Linked DNA regions of Homo sapiens: region 1 is linked to region 2. A link is an interaction called in ENCODE POLR2A ChIA-PET data of the cell type or tissue named here. Cell type or tissue: MCF 10A. All regions are shown on one strand. Region 1 has its middle 16 kb from the start of XDH. Region 2 has its middle 82 kb from the start of XDH.

Region 1 (8,000 bases), 66 kb after region 2:
CTTCATTACTGTTTCTGGGAAGAGATTTCATTTCCTCTGCAAAGTCAGACTCCCCATTTGTGCTCTGATCCCTCCCCCTTTTTGCCATATCAGCCGGTTTTGTTCCATCGTTAACATTTCCATCTTTACTCTCTATTGGATTTATCCAATAATTATTCAGACATTTGTACATTACCATCTTTATCCTAATCATCCCCAGCTATTGCCCCCATGCTCTGTCTCCCTTAACTGCACTTCTTGCAAGAGTTGTCTGCAGTCTCATCCTCACCTCTCATTTAATCCTCACTGTATTCAGTTTTGGTTTCTGCCTCTTCCATTTCATAGAAATGGATTTTGCGAAGGGCACTTTGTGCTGCCAAAGCCAGTGTCCTCATCGCACTGGACTTTTCTGCGGTAGTCTAGGCTGTTAAACACTTCTTTCCGGAAACATGCTTCATCTCTTGGCTTCCTTAACACCAGACCCCCAAGTTTTCTCCCAGCTTTCTGGTCTTCTCAGACTCTTTTGCCAGCAGCCCTTTCTCCCCACTACCCCAACTGAACTCTAATATTTGAGTTATTTAGGGAGCAAGCAGTCCACAATCCTCTTCTCTTCTTGCTTTAAATTTGCATTCCGCCCATTCCCATGACTTTGGATTTTACTATATACTGTGATCCTTAAACAAACATTTGTAGCCTGGACCTTTATTCCAGGCCCCAGACTCTCACTTTCAACAACTTACTCTACATTTCTATCTCAGAGGGCTCACAGAAATCTCACAATGAACATGTCCCAAGAAAAAATTTGATTCCCTTATTCCCACCCCTTCATCATTCTTTCTCTTCTGGGTGAATTGGACTTAGGAAGAACCAACTCCATCTTTCTTGCTACCTTTTTCTGACTCATTGCTCCTCCCAACATATTCTAATTCATCACAAATTGCTATCAGTTCTGCCCCTAAAACATGTCTTAAAATTATTATGCACATGTCCATGTCCATCTCCGCAGGTCCAACCCAAGTCACATCATCTTTTGCCTGACTGTTGCCTGAATAACTCCTGCCTCTCTTCAATCCACTCTCCATGTGGTAGCCAGGTAATTAAACAAATGGATATAGGACAATGTCTCATGCTCACACACAAACTCCCCCAGCCACTGAATACTATCAACGTCTTATGTCATGTAAAACACAATCTAAAACTCTTAACATGATCTCAGGCATGCTTTAGCTTTCCTCACCAACTTCCCCTTGAATTGCTTTTCTACTCACTCGCTACAGTAATTTCCCTCCTCTCATTGGTCCCTCAGGTATACCAAACTCTTGTCATCTCAGCGAGTCTGTACAACCTGTTCGCTCTGCCTGGAACATTCTTTCCACCACTTTTTGCCTGGCTAACTCTGAGTCAACTCTCAATTCCAACAATACTTCCTCAAAGTGGCCTTATTCTGTCTCTGAAAGAGTTCTGAGAGGCCAGTCTTTCCTACTGTAACCTGTAGGCCAGTTTGTATTAATAAATATATATTTATTTGTGTGTTGATTACAATAAATATATATTTATTTAATGCTAGCTTTCTCTAGAGATATTTGATCTCCACAAGGCCTGTTTTGTTTACCATTGTATATCAGTGGGTGCACTTCCTGGCCTCTAGTAGATGCTCATAATTATTTGTTGAATGAATATGAGGTACATAATGATAAGTTCTCCAACCTCAGGCCTGGATCAATTGTCTGTTTTTCTGTGTAACTGTCCCAAATCCCCTCCAGGCAGGGTGTATGGTTTACTCTGACGAAGTTCTATTCGATAGCCCTCTGTGTTTACATTTACAGTGCTAGTAATGGTAGATGTCACTAATATTCACAAATATCCCATGCCCCTCCACTTTGAGTTATAGATAGGATTATACTTTCTTGCTGTGTTAGATTAAGTTTTGCCCCCAGTATCTGCTGCCTCTGTGTGATAAGATTATTCTACTTCCCTACCTTTGCCATCAGTCTTGGCCACATGAGAGGTGGTGCCCCTCCACATAGGAGGATTATGCTTCTCTGGTATCAGATATTGACCATGAAACTCATTTTGGTCCACAAGTAGAAGTGAAGAATGCCACTCCTGAGCAGAAGCATTAGAGCTATTACATCAGCCCACAGACTTTCTTTTCTATCTATAATGAGAGTGACATTGTCTCACATAGAGGCTGCTCCTTCAGCCTGGAGCCCAGGGTATTAGATGACCACAGGATGTATGAGAGAGAAAAAAAAAATCACTATTTCTATAAATGCTTGAGACTTGGGTGATCATTCCCACAGTTTAACACAATCTAAGCTGACTGATGGACATACCTCCTTAAAGTTATCTGCAACTGGTTCTGCCAACAAAATATGAGAAGTCATATGTATCACTTCCAGGCAGGTTTAGTTTGGTTGAATCTCTCCAGGCTTGAGAAGTCAGGGCCTCTGGGCCCAAATGCAGTAAGACAGTAAAGAATCAGGAACAAAACATTAAGCATATTAGATATGTATGTCTTAGTAAAGAGAGAGAATGAGAATACAGTTATACTTTGATCCTCTAACCCAAATCCATACTGCTGGCCTTTGGGCCACTAAGCATTTTTATTGGATAGGACCTGATCTCCTGATCTGTAAGGGTCCTGAATCCCTGGATATCTTTTTTTTTTTTTTTTTTTTTTTTTGAGATGGAGTCTTGCTCTGTCGCCCAGGCTGGAGTGCAGTGGCGCAATCTCGGCTCACTGCAAGCTCTGCTTCCTGGGTTCATGCCATTCTCCTGCCTCAGCCTCCCGAGAAGCTGGGACTACAGGCACCCGCCACCACGCCCAGCTAATTTTTTTGTATTTTTAGTAGAGACTGGGTTTTATTGTGTTAGCCAGGATGGTCTCCATCTCCTGACCTTGTGATCCGCCCGTCTCGGCCTCCCAAAGTGCTGGATTCACAGGCATGAGCCACCGCACCCAGCCAGATCCCTGGATATCTGAGACCACTTAGTCCAATCTCTGAGACCACTTAGTCCACAAGTGATAGGAAGGAGTACTTACTTCCACAGTTTGGCCCAAGACAGGCCTCACAGGAGGAGTTCGTGCTCTCTCTCTCTCTCTCTGCCTGCTGGTGGTCATTGCTGTGTCTCAATGTGGGATTCAGAACCTTTTCCCTAGAAGGTGCTGAGAGAACATCATTACTTTATTGGTAGGTGCACACGGCCAGGAAGTCTTTGGGAGAGTGGCATAAAATACGTATAAAATACTGCCAAGCTCCAACTTCTGCTTTCAGAAACACTTCTTGATACTTGCTCTAATCCTGGCATTAACAAACATTGTCTTCTTACAACCACCAGGTAAGGAAACTATTACTGTCTCCATTAAATAATGGGGACATAGGGTCAGAGAGTATAAAGATCTTGCCAATGGATGCAGAGCTAGTGAGTTGTGAACCTGAGATCTACAAACATTTGAATTCTTGCTTCTTCTTCTTCTCCTCTGTCTCTCTATCCCTTCCATTCTGTATGTTACTGAAAATGCACAGACCACTACTAATCTCTAATATCTCCTTCTCTAAATCTCATCCCTAGGATCTTTTTCTTTGAAAGCTCTTCCTTCTGGTCTGGTATTGAAGGATATTTTTCAGTCTCCTGAAAATAGTTCCTTTGTGACAAAAATTAGTTCTTACAAGTGTAATGGAAGAGCTCTGAGAGGCAAGTTTTGGAGTCAAAACAGCAGAGCCTTCTTTCCCAATTCCTGTCGGTTACTCGGGCATAGGTTGTGCCAGCAAAAACAAGCTTCGGGCCCCCATAGGAAACCAGGGAGGCACAGGGCTCGGTTGGAGCTGCTGGCTCGAGACCTTCCTAGGTATCACCCAGTGTCTATCTGTGTACCACAGGTGCTGCAGAAGAGAAAAAGCCTGCTGCAGGCCCCTCTCCCCAGAACGTGTCCCAGAACTAATTGTAGGTGATGTCTCCTGAGTCAAAGAGCACACCATAATTAGGGGGACATGCTGGGGCTGCCACAGACATCCACATCTTAGACGGTGCCACCCACTGTGCCTGCTGGCTGCTGCCGTGTCTTTTCTCAAGCTGATCTACCGGCTCTTGATGGTGACTAATTGTCAGCTTGTGGTTCTGCTGGACATTTCAAGGCCTGTCATAGTTGGGCCTTGAGGAAGCTCCTGGTGGAATTTTGAATGGCACACCTGAGTTCTGTTAAGCTTTGTACAGAAGCAGTGTCTTCCCACCCTTTCCTTGCTGTTTCCTCTCTTTTCAGTGGGTGCTGACAGGAAAGGGATGGATCTCCAGGCCCTAATTGAGGGAGAAGGCGGGTTCTGTGCACGTGAAGATGAGTCTTTAATTTAGGTCAGACAAATGACTGATTTTTGCAGTTGATATCTGACTCTCACGCCTTATTCTTTAGCTCTGGAAAACTGGCCTTCACAGACACAAGTTGGTATTAATGTAGGTATTCCTTATCTGGTTCTACAAATGCTGATGCAGCGCCATGCTTCCAACACAATGTAAAAGTGAATCATAGCTGCCCCACTGCACGGCTAAGCAGTAAGGGACTTGAGTGTGAGACCTTTGCTTCCTGAAGGGGCAAAGAGGAAACCTAGGAAGAGCTTTGAGAGGGGAAAAGCAGCAAGCAGAGGGGCTTCTCCTTTCTCAGCGGGAAATGAGAGAGAGTGTCTCACTTTCCAGGGCTTTTGGTGGAGTTGGGGAAGACAAGTCCATGGTCTGGCCCATTCTCAGTGACTTCTTGCCAGCACTGACTCACCTGGCTTGTGTAGAATTAAGTTGGCATCATGCCACAGGAAACCACAAGGCCACAGAGGTGGGCAGGAGTGCCTGGCTCATCCTCCGTCTGCTAGAATTGGTTTTTTTGAACTACTTTCTGACTTCCTCCTTCATCTTCACCGAGACCGCTTTTCCCACCTGTCCCTTTCTCAGCCCTTCCTTATGGATTCATTTGTCCATTTCTGGACTGCTTCCTTCCTTTAGCAAGCATTCTTTCCAAATCCCTTCAGAAGTGTTCCTTGTGAGATAGTTTCCAGCAATCATTGCCCTCAGAGGTTGAAACCTTGAGTCACTCCCATGTGACCTCCCGTTTTCTGGAAAGTCCTAGTTCACTTAAGCCAGCATGTCCAATGATTGGGGTTTATTTAGGTGGAACTCACTTCCCTGTCCCTGGATTTTCATTGTTGATTGTTGTGGTTTTGTTTTTCACACATTGGGGATTTCCTTCCTGACTCTTCCTTCTTGGCCCCAATCCACTGCTGATTAAATCTCTGTGTGGATCCTCCACCAGGCCCTGCATCAGCTGCTCTGTCGTGAGACCCACCTGAGTGCTCAGGTCTGAACCTCAGGGATCTAGTGGAGTAGAAGGAGTGCTGATTCTAGAACTAACAAGTGGGCTTCAAGTGAAAGTTCTGCTGCTTCGTCACTCTCAGAAACTATTTCTTCAGGAGAAAATGAGACTTACAATATCACATATATGAAGCTGCCATGAATTGATGTATATAAATAAACAAGAAAACCATATTAAACCACAGTGCATGGTCATAACAATGGCGAAGAGGAAGAAAAAGGAGAAGAGTGATGAGGAGAATAAGCACAAGACGACTTTCTCTTCCGGGTGAGAGGGAAGCAACCTTAGGTAGACTGTTTGAGAAGAATCAGTGGCTTTTCTTTACTGAGCAGAAGTCATTGAGCAAGTATTTACTGACCACTACTACATGTTAATGTGGATTCAAAAACAAGTAAGATCTGGTTTCTGTGTGATATGCCATAATAGACATAGGTATAAAATAACAATGGACATGAATGAAAGACCAGTGAGTTTCCCTAGGTGTGGTTGTGTGGGGAGTCCAAGGTCATAGGCTTTTAAGAGCTGGTTGCATTTAAGCTGAGCTTTACATGATTTTATTAGGGGAAAGGGAGTTCTAGGCTGAGCAAATGACCTGGGCAAAAGCATTGAGGTGTAAAACTGGCAGTAAGTTCAGGGAGCAAAGAGTAGTCTATTGTGGCCAAAGATGGTTTGTGTGGGTGAGGTAGTGGGAAATGAGGCTGGAAGGTGGGCTGGGTCCACATGGGTCCAGATGGCACAAGCTTGTGTGCTGAGGCCAGGGCGGGTTGTGCTGGGCTCTGTGAATCCTCAGTGCCTTTGGAGTCCTTCTGTTTGCATTGCTTTGAGTTTTAGGAGGGATTTCCCCCTAAACTGTGCATCTTTGCAACTTCTCAACATCTTTCCGTCCTCCTTGATTGTATTTATTCAAGCTGTGGGAACAGTACCACTTTCCAGGCCCTCTCCCACATTTGCAGGGCTCAAGGCAAGGGTACAAATGGAAGCTCATCAGCTAGGTGTTTTCATTCTTAACAGTTGTAAACTAACTTTAAAAAATGTTAAATCAGAATTTCTATGCTCCTCACTTGACAAGTATACTTTCATAATAACCCTGAAGATCAGGTTATAATTGATCATTTTCAGACTCTCCAGAAAACTGGTTTCCCCTGTCCTCACCATACTGTCTCCCCTCCCTAACTTGACTTCTCATCCCTAGCTTTGCCCCATTCTGTGACAATCCTCTCTCAAGCACATGGGTGGATAATATGGTCCACATATCTAAGGTATGCCCACTGCCCCAGTCGTCACCCCAGGGCACCTAGAGATATACATCTTGGGAGCCAAGTGGTGGACATACCAGAAGCACAGGTCCCCTCTGCGGTGATAGGCCAAGGGAAATGGCCAGACTGGGCCTTGGGAGTGAGCTGGAGGTCACTGGGCAGGGGCCCTGATCCACGGGGAGTGCTGTAAACAGAAAGTGACATAGGCTCTGAATGGTCACATTCCGTAGGCGCAATGAACTTCTCACCCAGTGGGGAGAGGCATAGCCACAGGCATGCCAGAGTAGAGCCCTCTAAAGAGCAGACCCAGGGCAGAGCCACCTCTTGTCTGGGCCTCCAGGTGGGGCTGTGAGCCACTTCTGTCTTTGGTGAGTCCACTTTCAGAGTTACTGGGCTGAGTTGGTAGAAGCATCAGACTTTGTCAGCAGGAAGTGTTCTTATCACCTCCATTTCCCAGTGGATAGAGAATGCACTCTATCCCTTGGTGGACAAGAGTCTTAGGATGACAGTATATTTTGTCATGCTACAAGAATATCAAGAAAATTTCAGAGGCTTACGAAAAGGAGGATTACTCAAGGATATTCTATATTAGGAAATACTGGTTCAAACAGTTACATGAAAACGACAAGCACAGTCTGGGCATGGTGGTTTACGCCTATAAGCCCAGCACTTTGGGAGGCTGAGACATGTGGATCACTTGAGGCCAGGAGTTCAAGACCAGCCTAGCCAACATGGTGAAGGCCAGGCTCTACCAAAAATACAAAAATTAGCCAGGTGTAGTGATGCATGCCTGTAATCCCAGCTACTCGGGAGGCTGAGGTAGGATAAACGCTTGAACTCAGGAGGTAGAGGTTGCAGTGAGCCAAGATTGCACCACTGCACTTCAGCCTGGGCAACACAGCAAGACTCCATCTCAAAAAAAAAACAAATAAAAAACCACAAAATGGACTGCAGAACTTTCATAATCTGGTATTATACTCTTTTCCTTAGCATTCCAGCTATTCCAATGCTGGACAAGTGGGAATATCCTGTAGCATGGACCCAACTTGCTCAGAAATGGGTGAGGATCAGATGGTGTGAATAAAAAGGCCACCAGAAAGGAGGATGCAAACACACCACACATGCACACACACACACACACACACACACACACACACACACACACACACACACAGGTATTATGTCATAATATCCATAAATGTTAGAGCTGGAAGGGTCCTTGAAGTTTTATAGATGGGAAAGGGGCTTGCCAAAAGTGACAGAGAGAGGAGCAAATCCTTGGCTTTCACCTGAGTCTCTCTTTTCCTAGACTGGGACTCTTTCCATGGTTTCATCACAACCTCATGTTTGGTTCCAAAATTCTCTAGACCAGTTAAATGGGGCCTCTGTCTGTTTATAACAAAGGC
Region 2 (8,000 bases):
TTTGTATCCTCTTTTATTTCATTGAGCAGTGGTTTGTAGTTCTCCTTGAAGAGGTCCTTCACGTCCCTTGTAAGTTGGATTCCTAGGTATTTTATTCTCTTTGAAGCAATTGTGAATGGGAGTTCACTCATGATTTGGCTCTCTGTTTGTCTGTTATTGGTGTATAAGAATGCTTGTGATTTTTGTACATTGATTTTGTATCCTGAGACTTTGCTGAAGTTGCTTATCAGCTTAAGGGGATTTTGGGCTGAGACAATGGGGTTTTCTAGATATACAATCATGTCATCTGCAAACAGGGACAATTTGACTTCCTCTTTTCCTAATTGAATACCCTTTATTTCCTTCTCCTGCCTGATTGCCCTGGCCAGAACTTCCAACACTATGTTGAATAGGAGTGGTGAGAGAGGGCATCCCTGTCTTGTGCCAGTTTTCAAAGGGAATGCTTCCAGTTTTTGCCCATTCAGTATGATATTGGCTGTGGGTTTGTCATAGATAGCTCTTATTATTTTGAGATACGTCCCATCAATACCTAATTTATTGAGAGTTTTTAGCATGAAGGGTTGTTGAATTTTGTCAAAGGCCTTTTCTGCATCTATTGAGATAATCATGTGGTTTTTGTCTTTGGTTCTGTTTATATGCTGGATTACATTTATTGATATGCATATATTGAATCAGCCTTGCATCCCAGGGATGAAGCCCACTTGATCGTGGTGGATAAGCTTTTTGATGTGCTGCTGGATTTGGTTTGCTAGTATTTTATTGAGGATTTTTGCATCAATGTTCATCAAGGATATTGGTCTAAAATTCTCTTTTTTTGTTGTGTCTCTGCCCGGCTTTGGTATCAGGATGATGCTGGCCTCATAAAATGAGTTAGGGAGGATTCCCTCTTTTTCTATTCATTGGAATAGTTTCAGAAGGAATGGTACCAGTTCCTCCTTGTACCTCTGGTAGAATTCGGCTGTGAATCCATCTAGTCCTGAACTCTTTTTGGTTGGTAAGCTGTTGATTATTGGCACAATTTCAGCTCCTGTTATTGGTCTATTCAGAGATTCAACTTCTTTCTGGTTTAGTCTTGGGAGAGTGTATGTGTCGAGGAATTTATCCATTTCTTCTAGATTTTCTAGTTTATTTGCGGAGAGGTGTTTGTAGTATTCTCTGATGGTAGTTTGTATTTCTGTGGGATCGGTGGTGATATCCCCTTTATCATTTTTTATTGCGTTTATTTGATTCTTCTCTCTTTTCTTCTTTATTAGTCTTGCTAGCGGTCTATCAGTTTTGTTGATCCTTTCAAAAAACAGCTCCTGGATTCATTGATTTTTTGAAGAGTTTTTTGTGTCTCTATCTCCTTCAGTTCTGCTCTGATTTTAGTTATTTCTTGCCTTCTGCTAGCTTTTGAATGTGTTTGCTCTTGCTTTTCTAGTTCTTTTAATTGTGATGTTAGGGTGTCAATTTTGGATCTTTCCTGCTTTCTCTTGTGGGCATTTAGTGCTATAAATTTCCCTCTACACACTGCTTTGCATGTGTCCCAGAGATGCTGGTATGTTGTGTCTTTGTTCTCGTTGGTTTCAAAGAACATCTTTATTTCTGCCTTCATTTCGTTATGTACCCAGTAGTCATTCAGGAGCAGGTTGTTCAGTTTCCATGTAGTTGAGTGGTTTTGAGTGAGTTTCTTAATCCTGAGTTCTAGTTTGATTGCACTGTGGTCTGAGAGATAGTTTGTTATAATTTCTGTTCTTTTACATTTGCTGAGGAGAGCTTTACTTCCAACTATGTGGTCAATTTTGGAATAGGTGTGGTGCTGAAAAAAATGTATATTCTGTTGATTTGGGGGGAGAGTTCTGTAGATGTCTATTAGGTCCGCTTAGTGCAGAGCTGAGTTCAATTCCTGGGTATCCTTGTTAACTTTCTGTCTCGTCAATCTGTCTAATGTTGACAGTGGGGTGTTAAAGTCTGCCATTATTATTGTGTGGGAGTCTAAGTCTCTTTGTAGGTCACTCAGGACTTGCTTTATGAATCTGGGTGCTCCTGTATTGGGTGCATATATATTTAGGATAGTTAGCTCTTCTTGCTGAATTGATCCCTTTACCATTATGTAATGGCCTTCTTTGTCTCTTTTGATCTTTGTTGGTTTAAAGTCTGTTTTGTCAGAGACTAGGATTGCAACCCCTGCCTTTTTTTGTTTTCCATTTGCTTGGTAGATCTTCCTCCATCCTTTCATTTTGAGCCTGTGTGTGTCTCTGCATGTGAGATTGGTTTCCTGAATATAGCACACTGATGGGTCTTGAGTCCTTATCCAATTTGCCAGTCTGTGTCTTTTAATTGGGGCATTTAGCACATTTACATTTAAAGTTAATATTGTTATGTTTGAATTTGATCCTGTCATGATGATGTTAGCTGGTTATTTTGCTCGTTAGTTGATGCAGTTTCTTCTTAGTCTCGATGGTCTTTACATTTTGGCATGATTTTGCAGCGGCTGGTACCGGTTGTTCCTTTCCATGTTTAGTGCTTCCTTCAGGAGCTCTTTTAGGGCAGGCCTGGTGGTGACAAAATCTCTCAGCATTTGCTTGTCTGTAAAGTATTTTATTTCTCCTTCACTTATGAAGCTTAGTTTGGCTGGATATGAAATTCTGGGTTGAAAATTCTTTTCTTTAAGAATGTTGAATATTGGTCCCCACTCTCTTCTGGCTTGTAGAGTTTCTGCCAAGAGATCTGCTGTTATTCTGATGGGCTTCCCTTTGTGGGTAAGCCGACCTTTCTCTCTGGCTGCCCTCAACATTTTTTCCTTCATTTCAACTTTGGTGAATCTGACAATTATGTGTCTTGGAGTTGCTCTTCTCGAGGAGTATCTTTGTGGCATTCTCTGTATTTCCTGAATCTGAATGTTGGCCTGCCTTGCTAGGTTGGGGAAGTTCTCCTGGATAACATCCTGCAGAGTGTTTTCCAACTTGGTTCCATTCTCCCTGTCACTTTCAGGTACATCAATCGGAGGTAGATTTGGTCTTTTCACATAGTCCCATATTTCTTGGAGGCTTTGTTCATTTCTTTTTATTCTTTTTTCTCTAAACTTCCCTTCTTGCTTCATTTCATTCATTTCATCTTCCATTACTGATACCCTTTCTTCCAGTTGATCGCATCGGCTCCTGAGGCTTCTGCATTCTTCATGTAGTTCTCGAGCCTTGGCTTTCAGCTCCATCAGCTCCTTTAAGCACTTCTCTATATTGGTTATTCTAGTTATACATTTGTCTAAATTTTTTTCCAAGTTTTCAACTTCTTGGCCTTTGGTTTCAATTTCCTCCTGTAGCTTGGAGTAGTTTGATCGTCTGAAACCTTCTTCTCTCAACTCGTCAAAGTCATTCTCCGTCCAGCTTTGTTCCATTGCTGGTGAGGAACTGCGTTCCTTTGGAGGAGGAGAGGTGCTCTGCTTTTTAGAGTTTCCAGTTTTTCTGCTCTGTTTTTTCCTCATTTTTGTGGTTTTATCTACTTTTGGTCTTTGATGATGGTGATGTACAGATGGGTTTTTGGTGTGGATGTCCTTTCTGTTTGTTAGTTTTCCTTCTAACAGACAGGACCCTCAGCTGCAGGTCTGTTGGAGTTTGCTAGAGGTCCACTCCAGGCCCTGTTTGCCTGGGTATCAGCAGCGTGTCTGCAGAACAGTGGATTTTCGTGAACTGCGAATGCTGCTGTCTGATCGTTCCTCTGGAAGTTTTGTCTCAGAGGAGGACCTGGCCGTGTGAGGTGTCAGTCTGCCCCTACCGGGGGGTGCCTCCCAGTTAGGCTGCTCGGGGGTCAGGGGTCAGGGACCCACTTGAGGAGGCAGTCTGCCCCTTCTCAGATCTCCAGCTGCATGCTGGGAGAACCACTGCTCTCTTCAAAGCTGTCAGACAGGGACATTTAAGTCTGCAGAGGTTACTGCTGTCTTTTTGTTTGTCTGTGCCCTGCCCCTAGAGGTGGAGCCTATGGAGGCAGGCAGGCCTCCTTGAGCTGTGGTGGGCTCCACCCAGTTCCAGCTTCCCAGCTGCTTTGATTACCTAAGCAAGCCTGGGCAATGGCGGGTGCCCCTCCCCCAGCCTCGCTGCGCCTTGCAGTTTGATCTCAGACTGCTGTGCTAGCAATCAGCGAGACTCCGTGGGCGTAGGACCCTCCGAGCCAGGTGCCGGGTATAATCTCCTGGTGCGCCATTTCCTAAGCCCGTCGGAAAAGCACAGTATGCGGGTGGGAGTGACGCGACTTTCCAGGTGCTGTCTGTCACCCCTTGCCTCGCCCTGCTTCGGCTCGCACACGGTGCGCTCCACCCACTGTCTTGCGCCCACTGTCTGGCACTCCCTAGTGAGATGAACCCGGTACCTCAGATGGAAATGCAGAAATCACCTGTCTTTTGCGTCGCTCATGCTGGGAGCTGTAGACCGGAGCTGTTCCTATTCAGCCATCTTGGCTCCTCCAGGTATGTCTTTATCAGCAATGTGAAAACAGACTAATAAATCAGATATAGAATATTTTCATCACTCTCTTACCCCTTACCAGTCAGTAATGACCCCATACTCATCTCAACTTCAATCAATCATTGATGTTTTTGTCACTCTTGATTAGTTTGTCTTTTCTGAAATTTCATATGAATAGGATTATGCAATATAAACTTTATTTTTCACTTAGGAAATAGCATAATGTTTTTGAGTTATGGCTATGCTGTTTTGTGTATTAATAGAGTTTTTTTACATGAGTAGTATTTCAATGACAAATTAGGATACCACAATCTGTTGTTCATTCACTTGTTGATGGGTGTTTGAATTGTTTCCACATTTTGTCTGCTACAAATAAAGTTGCTACTGATATTTATGTAGAAACCCTGTGTAAACACAGAAAAGAGGAAATAATTAAGTAATGAATTATGAAAATAAACAAAACTTAGACTTAACAATACTAAAAATCAGTTATTTGAAGAGACAAACTAGACAAACCTCAAGCAAGACTGACCATGGGGGAAGTAAAAAAATACGTATATATATATTTTTTTTATTATTTATACTTTAAGTTCCAGGGTACTTGTGCACAACTTGCAGGTTTGTTACATAGGTATACATGTGCCATGTTGGTTTGCTACACCCATCAACTCGTCATTTACATTAGCTATTTCTCCTAATGCTATCCCTCCCCCTGCTCCCCACCCCGACAGGCCCCAGGGTGTGATGTTCCCTGTCCTGTGTCCATGTGTTCTTATTGTTTAACTCCAACCTATGAGTGAGAACATGCGGTGTTTGGGTTTCTGTTCTTGTGTTAGTTTGCTGAGAATGATGGTTTCCAGCTTCATCCATGTGTCTGCAAAGGACATGAACTCATCCTTTTTTATGGCTGCATAGTATTCCATGGTGTATATGTGCCACATTGTCTTAATCCAGTCTATCATTGATGGACATTTGGATTGGTTCCAAGACTTTGCTATTGTGGATAGTGCCACAATAAACATACGTGTGCATGTGTCTTTATAGTAGCATGATTTATAATCCTTTGGGTATATACCCAGTAATGGGATTGCTGGGTCAAATGGTATTTCTATTTCTAGATCCTTGAGGAATTGCCACACTGTCTTCCACAATGGTTGAACTAATTTCCACTCCCACCAACAGTGTAAAAGCATTCTTATTACTCCACATCCTCTCCAGCACCTGTCGTTTCCTGACTTTTTAATGATCGCCATTCTAACTGGTGTGAGATGGTATCTCATTGTGGTTTTGATTTACATTTCTCTGGTGGCCAGTGATGGTGAGCATTTTTTCATGTGTCTGTTGGCTGCATAAATGTCTTCTTTTGAGAAGTGTCTGTTCATATCCTTTGCCCACTTTTTGATGGGGTTGTTTGATTTTTTCTTGTAAATTTGTTTAAGTTCTTTGTAGATTCTGGATATTAGCCCTTTGTCAGATGGGTAGATTGCAACAATTTTCTCCCATTCTGTACGTTGCCTGTTCACTCTGATGATAGTTTCTTTTGCTGTGTAGAAGCTCTTTAGTTTAATTAGATCCCCTTTGTCTATTTTAGCTTTTGTTGCCATTGCTTTTGGTGTTTTAGTCATGAAGCCTTTGCCCATGCCTATGTCCTGAATGATATTGCCTAGGTTTTCTTCTAGGGTTTTTATGGTCTTAGGTCTTACATTTAAGTCTTTAACCAATCTTGAGTTAACTTTTGTATATGGTGTAAGGAAGGGATGCAGTTTCAGCTTTCTCATATTGCTAGCCAGTTTCCCAGCACCATTTATTAAATAGGGAATCCTTTCCACATTGCTAGCCAGTTTCCCAGCACCATTTGTTAAATAGGGGAATCCTTTCCCCATTTCTTGTTTTTGTCAGGTTTGTCAAAGATCAGATGGTTGTAGATGTGTGGTATTATTTCTGAGGTCTCTGTTCTGTTCCGTTGGTCTATATCTCTGTTTTGGTACCAGTACCATGCTGTTTTGGTTATTGTAGTCTTGTAGTACAGTTTGAAGTCACATAGCGTGATGCCTCCAGCTTTGTTCTTTTTGCTTAGGGTTGTCTTGGCTACACAGGCTGTTTTTTGGTTCCATATGAACTTTAAAGTAGTTTTTTCCAAATCTGTGAAGGAAGTCAGTGGCAGCTTGATACAGAGAGCATTGAATCTATAACTTACCTTGGGCAGTATGGCCATTTTCATGATATTGATTCTTCCTACCCATGAACATGGAATGTTCTTTCATTTGTTTGTGTCCTCTATTATTTCGTTGAGCAGTGGTTTGTAGTTCTCCTTGAAGAGGTCCTTCACATCCCTTGTAAGTTGGATTCCTAGGTATTTTATTCTCTTGGAAGCAATTGTGAATGGGAGTTCACTCATGATTTGGCTCTCTGTTTGTCTGTTATTGGTGTATAGGAATGCTTGTGATTTTTGCAAGTTGATTTTGTATCTTGAGACTTTGCTGAAGTTGCTTATTAGCTTAAGGAGATTTTGGGCTGAGATGATGGGGTTTTCTAAATATACAATCATGTCATCTGCAAACAGAGACTATTTGATTTCCTCTTTTCCTAAGTGAATACCCTTTATTTCTTTCTCTTGTCTGATTGCCCTGGCCTGAACCTCCAACACTATGTGGAATAGGAGTGGTGAGAGAGGGCATCCTTTTCTTGTTTGAGATACGTTCCAACAATACCTAGTTTATTAAGAGTTTTTGGCATGAAGCGCTGTTGAATTTTGTCAAAGGCCTTTTCTGCATCTGTTGAGATAATCATGTGGTTTTTGTCATTGGTTCTGTTTATGTGATGGATTATGTTTATTGATTTGCATATGTTGAACCAGCCTTGCATCCCAGGGATGAAGCTGACTTGATTGTGGTGGATAAGCTGTTTGATATGCTTCTGGATTCGGTTTGCCAGTATTATATTGAGGATTTTTGCATCGATATTCATCAGGGATATTGGCCTAAAATTCTCTTTTTTGTGTGTGTGTCTCTGCCAGGCTTTGGTATCAGGATGATGCCAGCCTCATAAAATGAGTCAGGGAGGATTCCCTGTTTTTCTATTGGTTGGAATAGTTTCTGAAGGAATGGTACCAGCTCCTCTTTGTACCTCTGGTAGAATTTGGCTGTGAATCCGTCTGGTCCTAGACTTTTTTTGGTTGGTAGGCTCTTAATTATTGCCTCAATTTCAGAACCTGTTATTGGTCTATTAGGAGATTCAACTTCTTCCTGGTTTAGTCTTGGGAGGGAGTATGCGTCCAGGAATTTATTGATTTCTTCTAGATTTTCTAGTTTATTTGCATAGAGTTGTTTATAGTATTCTCTGATAGTAGTTTTATTTCTGTGGGATTGGTGGTGATATCCCCTTTATCATTTTTTATTGCATCTATTTGATTCTTCTCTCTTCTCTTCTTTATTAGTCTTGTTAGTGATCTATCTATTTTGTTGATCTTTTAGAAAAAACAGCTCCTGGATTCATTGATTTATTATTATTATTATACTTTAAGTTCTAGAGTACATGTACACAATGTGCAGGTTTGTTATG

The links. Peaks named below come from ENCODE experiments on the same cell type or tissue, not always from the same donor. Only the 100,000 strongest peaks of a DNase experiment are listed, where the experiment ranks them.
Region 1: POLR2A ChIA-PET joins it to region 2 with 5 read pairs; 2 of 35 experiments call an interaction of 5 or more read pairs at or near these places.

What each region holds. Positions count from the first base shown.
Region 1 is chr2:31,427,090-31,435,089 of GRCh38, reverse strand. No RefSeq gene overlaps it. Among named protein-coding and RNA genes, the nearest start is that of XDH, 16 kb to the right of the region's middle. RefSeq lists an enhancer at 4,255-5,454. In MCF 10A, no CTCF peak of the experiment used is centred here; DNase peaks (open chromatin) are centred at 4,769, 5,109 and 6,939.
Region 2 is chr2:31,492,800-31,500,799 of GRCh38, reverse strand. No RefSeq gene overlaps it. Among named protein-coding and RNA genes, the nearest start is that of XDH, 82 kb to the right of the region's middle. RefSeq lists enhancers at 3,486-4,101, 4,102-4,718. In MCF 10A, no CTCF peak of the experiment used is centred here; no DNase peak of the experiment used is centred here.